Linked DNA regions of Mus musculus: region 1 is linked to region 2. A link is a loop called in an ENCODE intact Hi-C map of the cell type or tissue named here. Cell type or tissue: gastrocnemius. All regions are shown on one strand. Links, peaks and the distances in the headings refer to the core of each region. The heading gives the core; the rest is flanking DNA.

Region 1 (8,337 bases), core at 183-8,182, 160 kb before region 2:
GAGGTTTAGTTCATTATTGTCATGGTGGGAAGCATGGCAACATGCAGGCAGACACAGTGCTGGAGAAGGAGCTGAAAGTTCTACATCTTGATGGAGAAGGAGCTGAGAGTTCTACATCTTGATTCACAGGCAGCAGAAGTGAATGCCACACTAGGCTTAGCTTGATCATATGAGACCTCAAAGCCTGACGCCACAGTAGCACACTTCTTCCTTCTAGACCACACCTATTCCAACAAGGCCACATTTCCTAACAGTGCTACTCCCCATAGCCAAGCATTCAAACAAGTGAGTCTCTGGGGACCATTCCTATTCAAACCACAATAATAGGTTTGTTCTGCCATGCCCTCTGCCTCATGAAATGTCCACTAACAGTTCAGTCAGATGATTGTGGACCAAGATTTCAAAACTATGGCCAACATATATCCTTCCCCAAAATATATTAATAAATCATTCTGGGAGGAAAGCCATAAAACTCCTTGCCATTGTTCTTAGAATAATGTTTTGGATATGACAACCAAAGCCCAAGCAGCTAAAGACTAAATAAGTAAGACTCCCTCAAACTTACACTCTTCTGTAGAACAGAAGACGAAACCACCAGTCTCTGTCTGAATGAGAGGAAGCACCTGCAAGTCACGAATCTGGTAAGAAGTTATTACACAAAGTCTGTAAGGAACTCTCGCAAGTCAATAGCAAAAGCCAAATGGACTGTTTGCACAGTGAACAAAGAAGCCAAATACACACGTTCCTAAAGAATTACAAGTGGCCAGGCGGTGGTGGCGCACGCCTTTAATTCCAGTACTCGGGAGGCAGAGACAAGCGAATTTCTGAGTTCAAGGCCAGCCTGGTCTACAGTTCCAGGACAGCCAGGGCTACACAGAGAAACCCTGTCTCAAAAAACCAAAAAAAAAAAAAAAAGAAAGAAAGAAAGAAAGAAAGAAGAAGAAGAAGAAGAAGAGGAATCAACAGTACTAATTTTCAAATTAATACAAAGGAAAATCACAGTAGGATACCAATGTCACTCCATTAGGATGACTATCATCAAGAATGATAGAGACTAAGTGTTTAAAGGGGCCCATGAGATGGGCTGCCAACCCTGACAACCTGAGTTGCAGCCCCAGAACCCACATGATGAAAGAAGTGTATCAAGTCCTACAGCTTGTCCTCTGATATGCCTACCTCGACACAAATACATAAATTAATTAAGTGTACCCTTCAACTTTGGCAATATATATATATATATATATATATGTGTGTGTGTGTGTGTGTGTGTGTGTGTGTGTGTAAATAGAGTTACAAAAAAAACGGGAAAAATTAAACTAGAACAGTCACACTTTTAAGATTCTGAAGGAAACAAAATCAGTATCTCAAAGAGGCCTCGAGACCCCTGCTTATCCACAGGAGCTGAAAATAGAAATAAGTCCACTCATCCATCAATGGATAAAGATGCCATGGCATGTATTAACAATGGACCATTATTTAGCACTTTTTAAAAAGCAATCTTAAAGAGGCATGGTGGCACATACTTGTAACTCAGGAAGCCAAAGGAACACAAGTTTGATTTCAGCCTGGGTTACAGAAGGAGATCCTGTCTCAGAAGGAGAAACAAGACAATGAAAGGGAGAAGCAAAGTGCTGTCATGTGAGACAATCTGGATGAACTCTATGGGTATTAAGTAAAACAATAAGGACAAAGGCAAGCACTGTGTGTGTGCTCCCTCACATAGGAACACAGCCACTGGGAGCTGCCAGCAGTGGGGTGCGGGGGAGTGGGGGAAAGGTATAACATTTCAGTTCTAAGGTGAATAAATTCTAAACTTGGCCTGCTGGTTCATGCCTGGCAATCCCAGAACTTGGGAGTTTAAATCTGGATTGTGAGTTCAAAATCAAACTAAGTAGAATACCTGATCAAGTTCCAGGCTATCCTGGGCTACAGTGAGAGACCCTGTCTCCAAAAACAAAACCCACTACCACTACTAACAAAAGAAATAAGGAGTTCTCAAGACCTAATGTGCAGTATGATGACTGGAGTTATAATACTGTATTGAATAATTGATATTTTCTACAAGAAGAGATCTTAAGTGCTCTTAGTACAATGAAATAGAAGCATCTGAAATTATGGATTTGCACATTAACTTGATCATATTAATCATTCTATAGTATGTATATATATATGTATATATATATACATATATGTGTGTGTGTGTGAGAGAGAGAGAGAGAGAACCCACTATACTAGAAATCTTAAATTTATATATTTTTTTAATTAAATTTTTTTAATTTGTAAATTAAGTGTGTATGTGCATGTGTGTGTGTGTGTGTGTGTGTGTGTGCTTATACGCATGTGTGTGCAGGTATACTCATGCATGATGTATTTATGGAGATCAAAGGACAACCTTAGACATGACATATAGGCAGGCAAACAAGCAAGTCAATAAGTATCATTGTCCACTCTAGGAAGGAATTATTTGAATACACATAAACAAGATTAACCAAATATTTTTCCTTTGCTTTATAAAAATCAATCAGTGTTTTTGTCTGCTATTTGCAATACTGGAGATAGAACCTAGGATGCACATCATATGTGCCAGGCAAGTGCTCCAACCACTGAGCTACACCCCCCAGTATTAGAGTATTTTACTTTTCCTCATCTCCCTTTCCTTTTGACTCTCACCCCTACTACCCCTTCCCTGGTAATAAGAATAGAGATACTATTCCTACAAGCATGATACAAGTTTCAAGTTTGTTTCAATCACGTAAAACTAAAGAAAAAGGTCTGGAAAATACTTGCATTTATCTTCAATTGATCACAGACTACATGACTTACTTTTTTGCCAATAATGCTGATGCAGAATTTCCTAGCCAATTGTTTCCTTATTATAAAATAATCAATTAGCCCATTATGAAGTGGTACCCTGAATCTCCGTGTATGTCTCATCAATATCTCCTTCTTATACATTGATGTAGGCTTCTACTTTAGTTGACAGCATCTAGTAATACTGTTTATTTCTTATGTTTCAAAAATCTAACAGAGAACACACACAGACACTCTGTTTGTTTGTTTGTTTGTTTGGTTGGTTGGTTGGTTGGTTGTTTGTTTGGTTGTTTGGTTGTTTGGTTGTTTGGTTTGGTTTTTCCAGACAGGGTTTCTCTGTGTAGCCCTGGCTGTCCTGGAAATCACTCTGTAGACCAGGCTGGCCTCGAATTCAGAAATCACCCTGCCTCCCAAGTGCTGGGATTAATGGCATGCGCCACCACTGTCCAGCAGTACACAGATACTCTTAAAGCCAGACAGAAAGTCTGTTGCTGGCTGCTGGCCTCACTGGAACTTGCCCAAATCATGTAGCCCTGATCCTCACCGGCCTTTGTCTTTTATACACAAAACCCACATCCTGGTTGGCACACAATGGTTAGCAAGAAGCAGAGCTACAGAAGCCAAAAAGGTAAGGTTAGTCCATTTTGGGACTTTCCTGAATCCTCGAGCTATGCACTAGGGTCTTTGATGGATAAGGTCTTTGCTTCCATGTTGGCAGATGTTGGAGCCTTCATGCTGGGTTTTAATGCTGTATCTACCATTGTGTCAGTTGTGCTAAGGTCTGGGGGTCTGTTCGTTACACTTCAAACCACAGACACACTTGGAGTGATAACTATCTACCAGTTGGGAAAACAGCAAGCATGAAAAGACCTATTTTTATTGATCTAAAGAAGCATGAAACAGTAGGAAATTTATGTTTAAGTCATAACGGTAGCACCCACCCTTAATCCCAGCATGTGAGAAGCAGAGAGTCAAATGATTGTCAGTTCCAGGCAAACCTGGTCTACATCTAGGGCTACATAGAGAGACCCTGTCCTAAACAGACAAACAAAACAGAAAAAGAAATAGGGGAAAAAAGTTTGTTCAATCCCAATATTATAGGTAGGGACTTTAAAATGATATAACAGAGAAGACTTAAGGACATGTGTTTCCCGTGCTCACACCTGAGAATTAAGGTCACTGAGTGCTATTAATGCAAAGAGATTTGTCATCTCAGTGAGCCACAGAGTGATTACACCACTATAGAGTTCTAAGAGCTGGCAGAGAGGAAGGGGAAGTGGCTTCGTCTTTAAGCTTCACACAGTATGCTTGGGTGCCAAGATCTCAGCAGGAGATGTATGCAGGCCAGTCTGTACCAGCAGCAGCAGAGACCCAGGATGTGTTCCACGACCGATTTTACAGCTCAGGCTTTGCTGATCCAGGCAGGGCCATAGCCTTGGCACATGCACCCTAGAGTTTCATGTAAATAGTCCTTTCCTGACAACCCGAGTCACAGGCCAGGTAACATGAGATACCAGGGTGGTTTCCTTCTCCCAGAACTATGAATAACCTCTCAGCAAACCTCCACCATCCCCTGCTCAGTACCCTGAAAACAGTTCTTCCAGGGAGAAAGGAAAAGGGCAGGTCCTTGTCCCCAAGAAGCACTGGTCTCACAGCTGGTGAGCACAGAGCTGGCTAGCTCTATAAACAATGCAGGGTAGAGCCGGTTGCCACTGAGAAAGCAGAGCTTGCTGGGGGGGGGGGGGGGGGGGGCAGAGGAGGAGCAGATGCGGTAGCAGTGCTCCAGGGTTACATTTGAATGGAGTTCAAAAGCTCATCAAAGGTTCAGCTGTACAAGGGAGTGGGAGGTGGCTGTAATGGTCAGACCTTTTTATTTCTGTGGCTTGATTTGTTTGTTTGTTTGTTTGTTTGTTTGTTTGTTTTGGAAAAGGTCCTCATGTGGCCTAGGGTCCTTCTGCCTCCACCTCCTCAGTGCTGGCATGTCTGCCCGCATCCAGTTTAATAGTGATGTGACAAATATTAGAGAAGGGGAGGGGCTTAAAAAGAAGACTGACATATTTGGTCTCACGACTTCACATTGACAGAAAACAAAGAAGGAGTCACAGGAAGAGATCTCGGACACACCCTAAGGGATCCAGTTACCCTAATGAGGTCCCATAGTTCCACTGTCAACAATGGTGTATCCAGCGGCAAAAGGAAGAGCCTTCATGATCCACTTCCCCAAGGCCGCATGTCTGAATAGTGCTCGCATATACAGGATCAAGTCTTCAATGCACGAGCTTTCTGAGTGGCTACTTACTATCTGAACTATAGCATCAACTCTCTAGGGAAACAATACTGCAGAACTACATATGACTAGCTCCACGTGAAGGCAGAGACTTCCTTCCACAGGTATGAATTCTATTATTTATAACCTGCAAATGCTAAAGGAAAACATTATACCCTATATATTCACATCATTCCCTTTCTTGCTAGGTATAGAAATAATAAGAGATGAACTGCAAGAAAACTATCTGAACATCTCCAGACTTAGTAAGAGGTAATACCATAGATGGAAACTTGAGGGCTGTGCTGGCTGGTCTACAGCAACTTGATGCAAGCGAGTCATCAGAAAGAAGGGAGTCTCAGCTGAGAAAATGCCTCCATGATATGGAGCTATGGGCAAGCTAATAGAGCAATTGTTTTTAGTTAGTGAGTATGGGGGAGGACCCAGCCCATTGTGGATAGTACCACCCTGGGTTGATGGTCCTGGGTTCTATAAGAAAACAGGCTGAACAAGCCAGGGGAAGCAAGCCAGTAAGCAGCACCCCTCCATGGCCTCTGCAAGACCCCTGCCTCCAGGTTCCTGCCCTGTTTGAGTTCCTGTTCTGGTTGATGGTGATAATGATGAACTGTGATGCATACGCTAAATAAACCCTTTCCTCCCTGGCCTGCTTTTTTTGGCCAGGGTATTTCATCACAACAATAGTAACCATGACAAGAACACGGACAGACTTCATGCCTGGGCTTGAGTCTGATATCAACTAATCATGCTCAAATGATCCCAAGAGCTAGTAATGAGGAAAGTCAAAATGAAATGTTGTCTTACTCAGGGTTTCTATTCCTGCACAAACATCATGACCAAGAAGCAAGTTAGGGAGGAAAGGGTTTATTCAGCTTACACTTCCATACTGCTGTTCATCACCAAATGAAGTCAGGACTGGAACTCAAGCTGGTCAGGAAGCAGGAGCAGAGGCCATTGAAGGACGTTACTTACTGGCTTGCGTTCCCTGGCTTGCTCAGCCTGCTTTCTTATAGAACCCAATCCTATCAGCCCAGGAATGGCACCACCCACAAGGGGAACTCCCCTCTAGATCACTAACTGAGGAAAATGCCCCACAGCTGGATCTCATGGAGGCACTTCCCCAACTGAAGCTCCTTTCTCTGTGACAACTCCAGCCTGTGTCAAGTTGACACAAAACTAGCCAATACAATTGACCTCTTGTCAACTTGGCACACAAACACATCATTATTAAGTCTCAACCCTTACATTCTTATTCATTCCCAAGGTCTAAATAACTTTAAACGTCCCACAGTCTTTACATATTCTTAAATTTTCAATCTCTTTAAAATATCTATCTCTTTTAAAATCCAAAGTCTTTTTACAATTAGAAGTCTCTTAACTGTGGGCTCTACTAAAATAGTTTTTTCCTTCAAGAGTGAAAATATCATGGCACAGCCACAATCAAAAGCAAAAATTCCAACCATCCAATGTCTGGGATCCAACTCACGATGTTCTGGGCTCCTCCAAGGGCTTGGGTCACTTCTCCAGCCATGCCCTTTGTAGCACACACGTTGACTTCTAGGCTCAAGCTGCCTGTACTACACTGCTATTGCTGTTCTTTGTAGTCATCTCATGGTACTGGCATCTCCAAAATTCTGCTGTCTTCTGCTGTAACTTGGCTTTAACAATAGCCTCTCATAGGCTCTCTTCATGGTGCTAAGCCTCAAATCCTTTGCATGACCCCTTCAGTCCTGGGCCATCAATTGCAACTGAGGCTGCACCTTCACCAATGGCCTTCCATGGCCTCTCACAGTGCTGAGCCTCACCTGCTCTGCGTGACCCCTTCATGCCTTCAAAACCAGTACCACCTGCGTGACCCTTACACATTACTAAGTCCCACTGCAGCACGAGGTACGACCTTGGCTATCTCTGGAATACAGCCTCTTTGTTTTCTCAGAAAACACTTCTCAGAAGATTTTACCTCAATGATACTGGTTTCTTCTTAATCACCACTAATTTCTTAGCTCCAGCTAACCAGCATCAATAGTCCCAGTAATGCAAAGGTCCTGCTTTAGTAGTTCTGGTATCTTGTTAATCACAGCTGATTCTTCAGCCCCAGCTAACCAGAACCACAGAATCTTCACAATCAAAATAGCAACGGCCTTGAAAAGAGTCTTTAATCTTCCCTCTGAAATTTCACAAACCAGGCCTCCATCTTCTGCACTGTTCTCAACATTATCTTCCAAGCTCCTATACAACATCCCACAGAGTTCTTAACATCGAATAGATCTTCCAACTCAAAGTTCCAAAATCCTTCCACAGTCCTCCCCAAAACATGGTCAGGTTGTCACAGGAATACCCCACTATGCTGGTACCAATTTGTCTTAATCAGGGTTTCTATTCCTGCACAAACATCATGACCAAGAAGCAAGTTGGGGAGAAAAGGATTTATTCAGCTTACATTTGCACATTGCTGCTGATCACTAAAGGAAGTCAGGACTGGAACTCAAGCAAGTTAAAAAGCAGGAGCTGATGCAGAGGCCATGGAGGGATGTTCTTTACTGGCTTGCTTCCCCTGGCTTGCTCAGCCTGCTCTCTTATAGAACCAAGACTACCAGCCCAGGGATGGCATCACTCACAAAGGGACCTCCCCGCTTGATCACTAACTGAGGAAAATGCCTTGCAGCTGGATCTCATGGAGGCATTTCCCCAACTGAAGCTCCTGTCTCTGTGATAACTCCAGCCTGTGTCAAGTTGACACAAAACTAGCCAGTACAAATGTGTTCCTTGAAAAGGAGGAAGGCTGGATGTACCAAATACGCTTGGTGGTGTGCCCCAAATAGTGAAAATATATCTGGTTTTGTTTATTTACTTTGTTTGGTTGATTGGTTGGTTGGCTTATGGGACAGTGCCTTATTTTTTTGGCATGTCACTCACTGAAGCTGACCCACCTCTACCTCCACAATGTTAGGATTACAGGTGTGCACCACCATGAATGTCACTGAGGCCAACAGCTCAGCCCTGTTGAGACATTAAAGACAGGCCCCCTGAACATAAAGTCTTCTGTGAGTTGACAACCACTTGTAGACCACAGCTGAAGATCTATTAGTTCCTAGAAAAACCATAACTGGAGCCAGGTATAATGAGCAAGTGGCACATGCCAGCACTCAGTAGGGAGATGCCGGTGGATCTCTGAGTTTGAGGACAGCCTTGTCTACATAGTGAATTCAAAGTCATCCAGAGCTACACAGTGAGACCCTGTC
Region 2 (8,337 bases), core at 98-8,097:
TTCAATACATGAGGCTGTGAAGGAGATGTTATTTTCAAGCCAGAATAGAAGGCTAAAAATACGGAAGTTAATTTTCCTTGAAAATGATTATTGGAGGAGTCTGGCCTTGGACTTCTGACCCTCCTGTCGCCCAACTCTGAAGTCTTAGGATCATGGGTGTGTATATGCCAGCATCCTGGGATGGGCAAGCACTGTACCAAAAAGCAAATTGTACATCCTCTATCAAGAGCAAATTGTATTAAAAGACTGGAGAGACCACTCAGCAGTCAAAAGCAATTTTGAACTTATAGGTTCAAAACCATCCCTAAATCCAGTTCTAGGGTATCTGACAACCTCAGGCGCCAGAAACACAGATAGTGCATATAACATACACTCTATGTAATTTGAATGAATAGCCCCCAAATGCTCATATATTGAATGCTTGTTTTCCCAGTTGGTAGACTGTTTAGGAAGAATTAGAAGGTATGCCATCAGGGATGGGCTTTGAGGTTTCAAAACTCACAATGGACCCAGTCTCTCTCTTTGTGTCTAATATTTGTAGATTAAGTTATAAGTTTATTCCAAAAGCATAGCAGGCAAGGTGCTGGGTCAAACATGTAGATACTACATGGTTGTCATGCTATATTGTTGGGGAATGTTAATAAATGTTCTTTTAGATTATACTTTTCTTTTTTAATTGTGTATGTGTGTATGTGCATGTATGCATGCATGAGCATGGGAAGGCCAGAAGAGGGAGGTGGATCCCTTGGCTCTGGAGTTATAGGCGGCTATGAGCCTTTATATGTGTGCTAGAAACTGAACTTGGGTCCTCTGAAAGAGCTGCAAACACTCAGCTGCTGAACCATCTCTCCAAACCCCAAGATGCCTCTGTGTGTGTGTGTTATGTGTTTGTGTGTGTGTGTGTGTGTGTGTGTGCATACAATAATTTTGGTCCAAGATAGAATCCTCAAATACACAAAATATGTTACAAATGCAGGTGTAGTAAGAATTCTGAAATTTTGGTTTCTTTTTAAAAAACACAGAAATGTACAAGCATGTGCCTTTGTTCGAATCCCAGCTGTAGGATGTGGTGCTGCAGTTGACCATGACTTGGTTTTGGCAACTGCAGATAATTTCTGTGATTGTGTGATGTTTGGAATTCTGAGAACTTTTCAGAGGATACATAAACTTTAGGGCCCCTGCAAGGTGGAGTTGATGGTTGTTGGTCATTTAGTGAAGTTGGCTGCTGTTTGTTAGTAGCCATGGTCAAAGAAGAAACAAAAGGAAAGGAATTAGTTTCAGGGATTTTCCTAATTCCTCTCTCCCCTCTATCCTTGTTTCTCTCCTACCTAGTGTTAAGGGGGTGAAAATTGGGAAGAGGGAAAGGTTAGGAGAAAGAACCCACAAAGTAGCAAAGACTAGCTATAGGCTGGGAGGGTGGTCTGTACAAAATTATCAGCCATTGAAGATCACTAAGTAGCAGAAACTGATACTGGAAACCTATTAGCCTTACCTTTGTTTCATAAAGTTGTTATGAATACCTTGTTAAATTCTGCTACTGTAACAACCCCACTTACTTTCCTCCATTTGGAAACCTACCTCTGACCTATAAAAACCTTGTCTTTCTCATGTTCAAGGCTGATGATCTCTTGAACCCCACCTTAGGGGGAGGCAGACTATGTACATAGGTTTTTAACTTTTTGCTTTAATTGCTTGCTTGGTTGCTTTAATAAATGTGGCCACGATGGATTATTCAGGTTCCTGGTCTTTCTCCTCAAGTCTTTGGGAATTACAGAGCACATGGACTTTATTCATGTGTATTCAAAAGCTTGTCTCCTCTCACAGTATTCTTCAACCTCTATGAGGTTTTACCCAGCTTTTTGTTGTTTAGAGAGTGTTTCTCTGTGTAGCTCTGGCTGTCCTGGCTCTGTAGAGCAGGCTGGCCTGGAATTCAGAGATCTGCCTGCCTCTGCCTCTCAAAGGCTGGAATTAAAGGTATGTGCCACTGAGCTTGGCTTTTTACGCAGCTTTTGGCTGAAAATGTAATTTTTATTATTCTTATTAAAGGTCCATTAAAGGAAAAATGTTGCCTACTAATCATAACCCAATGAAATCTACCTTTGAGGTAGAGTCACGCCATTGTCTCCTTCTGTAAACCTTAATCCAGCTGAGTCTGCCCATCACCTGGATAAGGGACCATCCCTTAGAAAGGCAGGTTCACCTTCAGCCACGCTAAAGACACAGAGGAATAATCTCTTTAATAAACAGTGTTCTTCCCCCAAATTCCTGGCCCATAGTGCAGTAGTTCCAGATTCCCCACGAGATTCTCCAGGATTTCTGTCTATTCTGTCTCAGAAACTCCCAACCTTCTCTTTGTCTTCTCTTTTCTTTTGGGTGTTAGCCTAATACACAGTCTCTGATAGTTTCGGCTTCCTTACTCTTTCTCTAAAGCTCCCCTCCATGTGGCTGCTGTAACCATGTGGCTGTTTAACACAAATGGCATGGCATCTCTTCCACTTCTCCATCTTCCTCTGGGCAGCTGCTGAGATTTACAGCTTGCCTGCATTGGTTTTTTTCTTTCTTTTCTTTTAAACTCTAATAAAATTTCCTCCAGCTTCTTTTGAGGCTCTTCTTAAATTCTTTTATTAATGAGACTAAGAACCTCAAGAGGGGACTCTGATTTCCCTAGTAACAGGTGGCACTTCCCATGGGACTCCCCAGAATTTCCGGTAACAAGCACGGGAGAAGGAAGACATGAAATATAATACTGAAACTCTAAAACCAGAATTGAGGTCCCCCCCCCCCCTTTTGAGACAGGCTTTTACACTGACTAAAACCTAGAATAACTTTGAATTTGTAGTGATTTTCCTGCCTTTGCCTCTGGAGTATTAGTATAGGTGTGTGCTACCACGTCTGCCTTTTTTTTTTTTTTAAGAGTTTAATATTCAGGTACTATGGACACTTGCAGATCATTTATTTAGTCCTCAAAAAAATTAACTGCTTTTATTCATTTAAGAAGCAAAATTAATTTCACCCTTTTCCATTGAGGTCTTTTAAAGTTCCGACAAATTTGTAATTTCTCCCCCTTTACATCATTCTCATTAATTCATCACAGAGATAAATTCAGGCCACAAAAAGAGTAAAGCTGCCTGCACACTCCCCCTTTCACACAATGTGGGCTCATACAACCCGGTTTTGGGTCTCTTCTCGTTTGCACGTAACTTACTTCTTCATCCTCCCGTGGCCCTCCCACGATCTTACTCCTTTACCCATTTAAGTCTCCAGTAGTAAAAGCAGTTTTCCAAGCAGTTTCTTAATTAATCAGGCTGGGTAGACTGGGCAGAGCCCCCGCCCCTTGGGCGGGGCCATAGCGGCGGGCGGAACCCGATGCCTGCTCTGGCTCCTTAACAAATGATTCCTTTACAATCTACAGAAGAGAGACACACACACAGCGAGCCAATCAGCGGCCGCGGTCCTCGCGTCCGGCGGGGCTAGCCCCGCCCACTCCCAACCTCCCGCGGGGGCCGTCCGAGCCTCGCGGGCTTCTGCAGACCCCGCCCCCTGGGCAGGCGCGGCGGTCATTGGATGGCGCTCGGCTCGCAGTCGCCGCGGTTGCTGGGAGAGGGAGGTGGGGGCGGGGCCCGCGGTGGTCCAAGGGGCCCGAGAGAAAGGCTGCTAGGCACGGGCGGGCGCGCTGGGCGGAATCGAGCGTCTCGGTGGCGGTTTGCCTATCGGCCCGCGCGGCGGCGTCGCGGTGCGGGAACCGGTCCCCGTTGACAGCTCCGCGTCTTCCGGCCGCGCCACTCGGGAGGTGGCTTCCTCCCTGTGCTCCCTCCGCGAGTCCGTTCGGCCTCGGAGAAGCGGGAGGCGGCGGCGGCTGCGGAGGTCGTCGGGGGCGGCGGGCGGTGAGCGCGCTCCCGCTTCCCCGGCGGCGGCCGCAGGACAATGGAGGTGGCTGTGGAGAAGGCGGCGGCGGCAGCGGCTCCGGCCGGAGGCCCCGCAGCGGCGGCGCCGAGCGGGGAGAATGAGGCCGAGAGCCGGCAGGGCCCGGACTCGGAGAGCGGCGGCGAGGCGTCCCGGCTCAACCTGTTGGACACTTGCGCCGTGTGCCACCAGAACATCCAGAGCCGGGTGCCCAAGCTGCTGCCCTGCCTGCACTCGTTCTGCCAGCGCTGTTTGCCCGCGCCGCAGCGCTATCTCATGCTGACGGCGCCCGCGCTGGGCTCGGCAGAGACCCCTCCACCCGCTCCCGCCCCCGCCCCCGCCCCGGGCTCCCCGGCCGGTGGTCCTTCGCCATTCGCCACCCAAGGTGAGAGGGGCCCGCGAGGTGGCGGGCGCGACCCGCTGTCACGCGGCTGGGGAGGGGGTGAAATGGGCCCGCGCCGGCTGAGCGACTCGGCGGTCCCTCACTTTTGCAGAGCTCTGACGGTTGTGGCGAGTTAGCTGCTCTCTGCTCCTCCGCAAAGCTTTGTCCGGGTGCATATGATCTGGATCAGCTCGTGTACACCCGGGTTATGCGAGCCGGAGGGGGGAGGAAGGGATGGAGATGAAGTGATGGGGATTTTCTTTGATGATTGATTGCAGATTGGCTGCCGTCTGTTTCGAATCTTGTGCGTTCCGGGCTTTTTACCTTAATGAGTTCCCTCTCTGTCCCCTCCGTAGGGGACAAAGGAACCGGGATAAGTTGTTTTGTTGTCTGCTGCTTTCGGAGATTTTATTTCGAGCGATTCGATAAACGATAGAAAGTAAATAGACTTCCAAAGTGTTTTGTATGCCGTAGTTGGAAGTTACTTTCTCTTTTGTGGTGTTATTGGGTAATTAGTTTTTGACAGGTAGTTTCCTTTGCTTATGTTACCAGGTTTAAATCGTTGAAAGTGATTTGAAGTGCAGTAATTATTTCTGGGAGAACACTTGAAGTTTTTAACTTTTAATATTGCAAATATTTGGGCAAATTGACGTCTTTAAAATGCGAAGTAACTGAGGAAGGGAAATCTTTTTTCTCTTGCTTCTTGGGTTTTGTGTGTGTGTGTGTGTGTGTGTGTATGTTTTGTTTGGCTTATGTAGCAGCCCAGAATTGTCCACAGCTAGCAATCTTCCTGCCTCAGCTTCTTCAGAGTAAAGATAACAGGCATGAGCCATTGCACCTGCTAGCCAGACACTTTTAACATCTCTTTTAAAGGGAATAACTGTTTTAAGTTAATTTGTTAAGTAATTATATTTATTAGGTCAGGATGCAATTGCTGGCTTGGATTGTTGAATTAGATGCATTTAGTTTTTTCTTACAACAGTCTTTAAATACAGGAAACTATTTTCCATGGGTCTCTATTGTTGCAGGAAGCCCACCAGAGGTACACCACTCAGTCTATAGCTAAATGAAAGTATTCCAGCCAGCTGGATTACAATCGGGTATCTAGAATGCAAATGTAATCCAGTGGTTTTCAACCTGTGGGTCCAGACCCCTTGAGAGGGTGGAATGAACCTTTCACAGGGGTCGCATATCAGATATCTTGCATACTAGATATTTACATTTTGATTCATAACGGTAGCAAAATTACCATTATGATGTACCGAAGAAGATAATTTTATGGTTGGGGGCCACCACAACATAAGGAAGTGTGTATTGAAAGGTGGCAGCACTATGATTAAGAGCTTTATATCTTTAGAGCAAGGGGCTTTTTTTTTGTTTGTTTGGTTTTTTGTTGTTTTTGTTGTTTTGAGATAAGGGTTTCTCTGTGTAACAGCTCTGGCTGTCCTGAAGCTTGCTTTGTAGACCAGGCTCAATCAGAAGTTGCAGAAATCTGCCTGCCTCTGCCTCCCTAGTACTAGGATCAAAATTGTGCACTACCACTGCCCTGCAAGGGGCTTTCAGAGGCAAAAACCATATCCTGTTATCTTGCCTTGTAGTTGCGAGCAGGAGGTTTTGTGCAAGCAAGCAGTTTAACAGAAGCTAAGATAAGCAGTTAACTGGAGGGGAAGATTTGTACAAGTGGCCAGTTTAACAGAAGCCAAGCTAGAGTATCTTGACTTTGGGTTCTTAGATTTTGGTAATTTTCCACAATATTCTCCATCAAGGAAGCCAAACTTTGGTCAAACCTAAAATAGTCTCAGCAAAATATAAGATAGGGGAACCTCAGTACTGTCTTGCCTTTTCATATTAACTAATTGGTTCTATGGGCAAGAGTCAAATAGTTGACTTGTACTGTTCTGGGGCATGGTTGGTTCTAAAGATCAGAAGCTTAACTAAGTTTATTCTCTGTTTGATATATTGGACATGCAGATGAAAATGCAGGGTTCAACCGTTAGCTGCATCAGAGGTGGGAGAGGGCAGGACTCCTTTTCCAATCTGGCCAATGCTGTGGCAAGTTCCTGCTAAGCCTGTGAGGACTTGCGAAGGGAAGGGAATGATTGGATATTTTTGCTTGGTGAATAGCTTGGAGTTTGGAAGATGGGAAGTGGTCCCCCAAATATAATTTCAAAAAGGAACAGTCCCCTCCTGGTAAGGAGTGCATTGGGTCCTGAGCAGGAGAGGAAGTTGGCCTAATTCTTGCCAGTTTTCAGTACCAATTTGATCAGAGTCTCCTAAAGAGTTTTATTCATCCTTTTTGCCTGACCTGGGCTCTGGTCTATACATTCAATGCCATTTCCAATTAATACCTTTGTCAGAATTTGAGACACTAGCTTTTGTAGAAGAATTTCAATCCAGCAACATGGGTACTCTGGCAAGAGATCAATCATATCCAAGGATAAGATCCAGCTGGAATATAGACAACTAAACACCTTTGATCCCTCTGGCTGGAATACAGGCAGGCCCTTAGTACATACCTATGATCCTTCTGGCTGGAATACAGACACATCTTTAGTGCACCACTTTTAATCCAAACAGTGACCTCTAATTAAGAGGCAGACAAAGTGATAAATCAGAGAAAGATTGACAGAACAAGTCAGAGATAGGATACACCCAACTCTCACAAGAAACAGGAAAGAAAGGCTACTTAAAGAGCAGCGAGGAAGAGAGGGGACTAAATTTAGTTCAGTTCAATGTACTTTAGTTATGAAGTGAGAGGTAGTTTTTTCCAAGCAGAGGAATTCAGTCAGAAGCTAAGAGAAGCCAATTTGAATCAGTCAGCTTGGAAGTGAATATAAGCTAGAACAGCTGAGTTAAACCAGCAGCCATCCAGAGTTCAGAAAAAGCTAGAAAGGATGAATTTATTCATCAGCAAGTCTCAGAGGCTAAAATAATATAGACCTAGGATAGCAGACAGAGGCTGGAAGCTGAAGGCTTCAGTGTTCAGACTTGCAGAAGATAAGGTTGAATGGAGGCTAGAAGCTTCCAGGCTTAGGCCTAGGGATTTAGAAATGCTCCTTGTATTCCTAAACCTTGGGCATGGCTCTCATCCCATCCATTTGTCTGAGAAAATAAAAATGGCTTTTACATTTTCATGGTATGAAGGCAGCCGAACCCCAAAGCTAGAGACAGTCCAAACCTAAGACTTCCCGAAGAAGTTTCTTAACTATTGGTGCACTCTCTGTTTGGGTGGTGTAGTTCTCCCCCCCATCCTAAGATGTCTACAAACACCAGCAAATATTTATAGACTTTATTTCAGTAAAGTCCAACTCCTAGTTTTTCCCAGGCCCATTTCCTCAATCCTGGATCCCTTGTGGGATCTTTTATTCTTGGTTGGAGTTTGTCTCAGTACCGGTGTTACATCTGAAGGTGGTATCTTTAATTAGACTTTCAAATTCGGAACATAATACTTGGGTCTGAAGAGTTCGTTTTCTTGGCTCCTAGATGTGTGACTTGATGGAGATCTATAACTATTGGCCTTCTACAACTCAGGGGGAAGGATGGATCCACTATCCAGCAGCATCTCTATTTATCCTGTGTGGCTAGTTCTTGTTTCACCCAGTCATCCTCGCCTGGAATGTGTTCTAAGTGGTTCCATGAGCTGGGCTGTGGCAGGGCTACCAAAACTTGAAGAGGACCCATTGATTCTAGGGCTACTTCCCAAGTGGCCCTAGTTAACTCTGGCTTCTGGGGAGTCTCCTTTTTTTGGATACTTTCCAAGGGATATTAGCCATCCGTTTGGGTAATCAGATAAGGTTCTAGTATGGCTAAGATTGCTTCTGTGTTTGATTACTTTTCCTGCTAAGGTTAGCAATTCTTTTTCTCTGTATGAGCCCATAGGCCTGGGCCACGGTGAAAGCATATTGCTGATCAGTGTAGTTGATGATAGTGTTGTCTTTCTCCCAGTATAGTGCTTAGGTCAAAGCTAAAATCTCAGCTCCTCGAGGTGAGGTTCTCCTGCTTAAAGACTGTAAAAGTAATTTATCATTCTACATAACTGTCGACTTAGACTT

The links. Peaks named below come from ENCODE experiments on the same cell type or tissue, not always from the same donor. Only the 100,000 strongest peaks of a DNase experiment are listed, where the experiment ranks them.
Region 1: a loop joins it to region 2, with 2.1 times the contacts of the local background. A loop is called at or near these places in 2 of 42 quality-filtered maps.

What each region holds. Positions count from the first base shown.
Region 1 is chr6:37,710,254-37,718,590 of GRCm38, forward strand. It overlaps Gm38791 (a long non-coding RNA gene), which reads left to right and starts at 4,402. Exons shown (of 4, transcript XR_868982.1): 1 at 4,402-4,469; 2 at 4,896-5,202; 3 at 5,287-5,350. In gastrocnemius, for the core only: no CTCF peak of the experiment used is centred there; DNase peaks (open chromatin) are centred at 3,332, 4,147 and 4,440; H3K4me3 peaks cover 2,129 bases; H3K27ac peaks cover 4,388 bases.
Region 2 is chr6:37,867,187-37,875,523 of GRCm38, forward strand. Trim24 (tripartite motif-containing 24) reads left to right here and starts at 3,625. Exons shown (of 19, transcript NM_145076.4): 1 at 3,625-4,288. The coding sequence starts at 3,925. In gastrocnemius, for the core only: CTCF peaks have their summits at 3,711 and 4,306; DNase peaks (open chromatin) are centred at 2,686, 3,530 and 4,114; H3K4me3 peaks cover 2,613 bases; H3K27ac peaks cover 2,598 bases.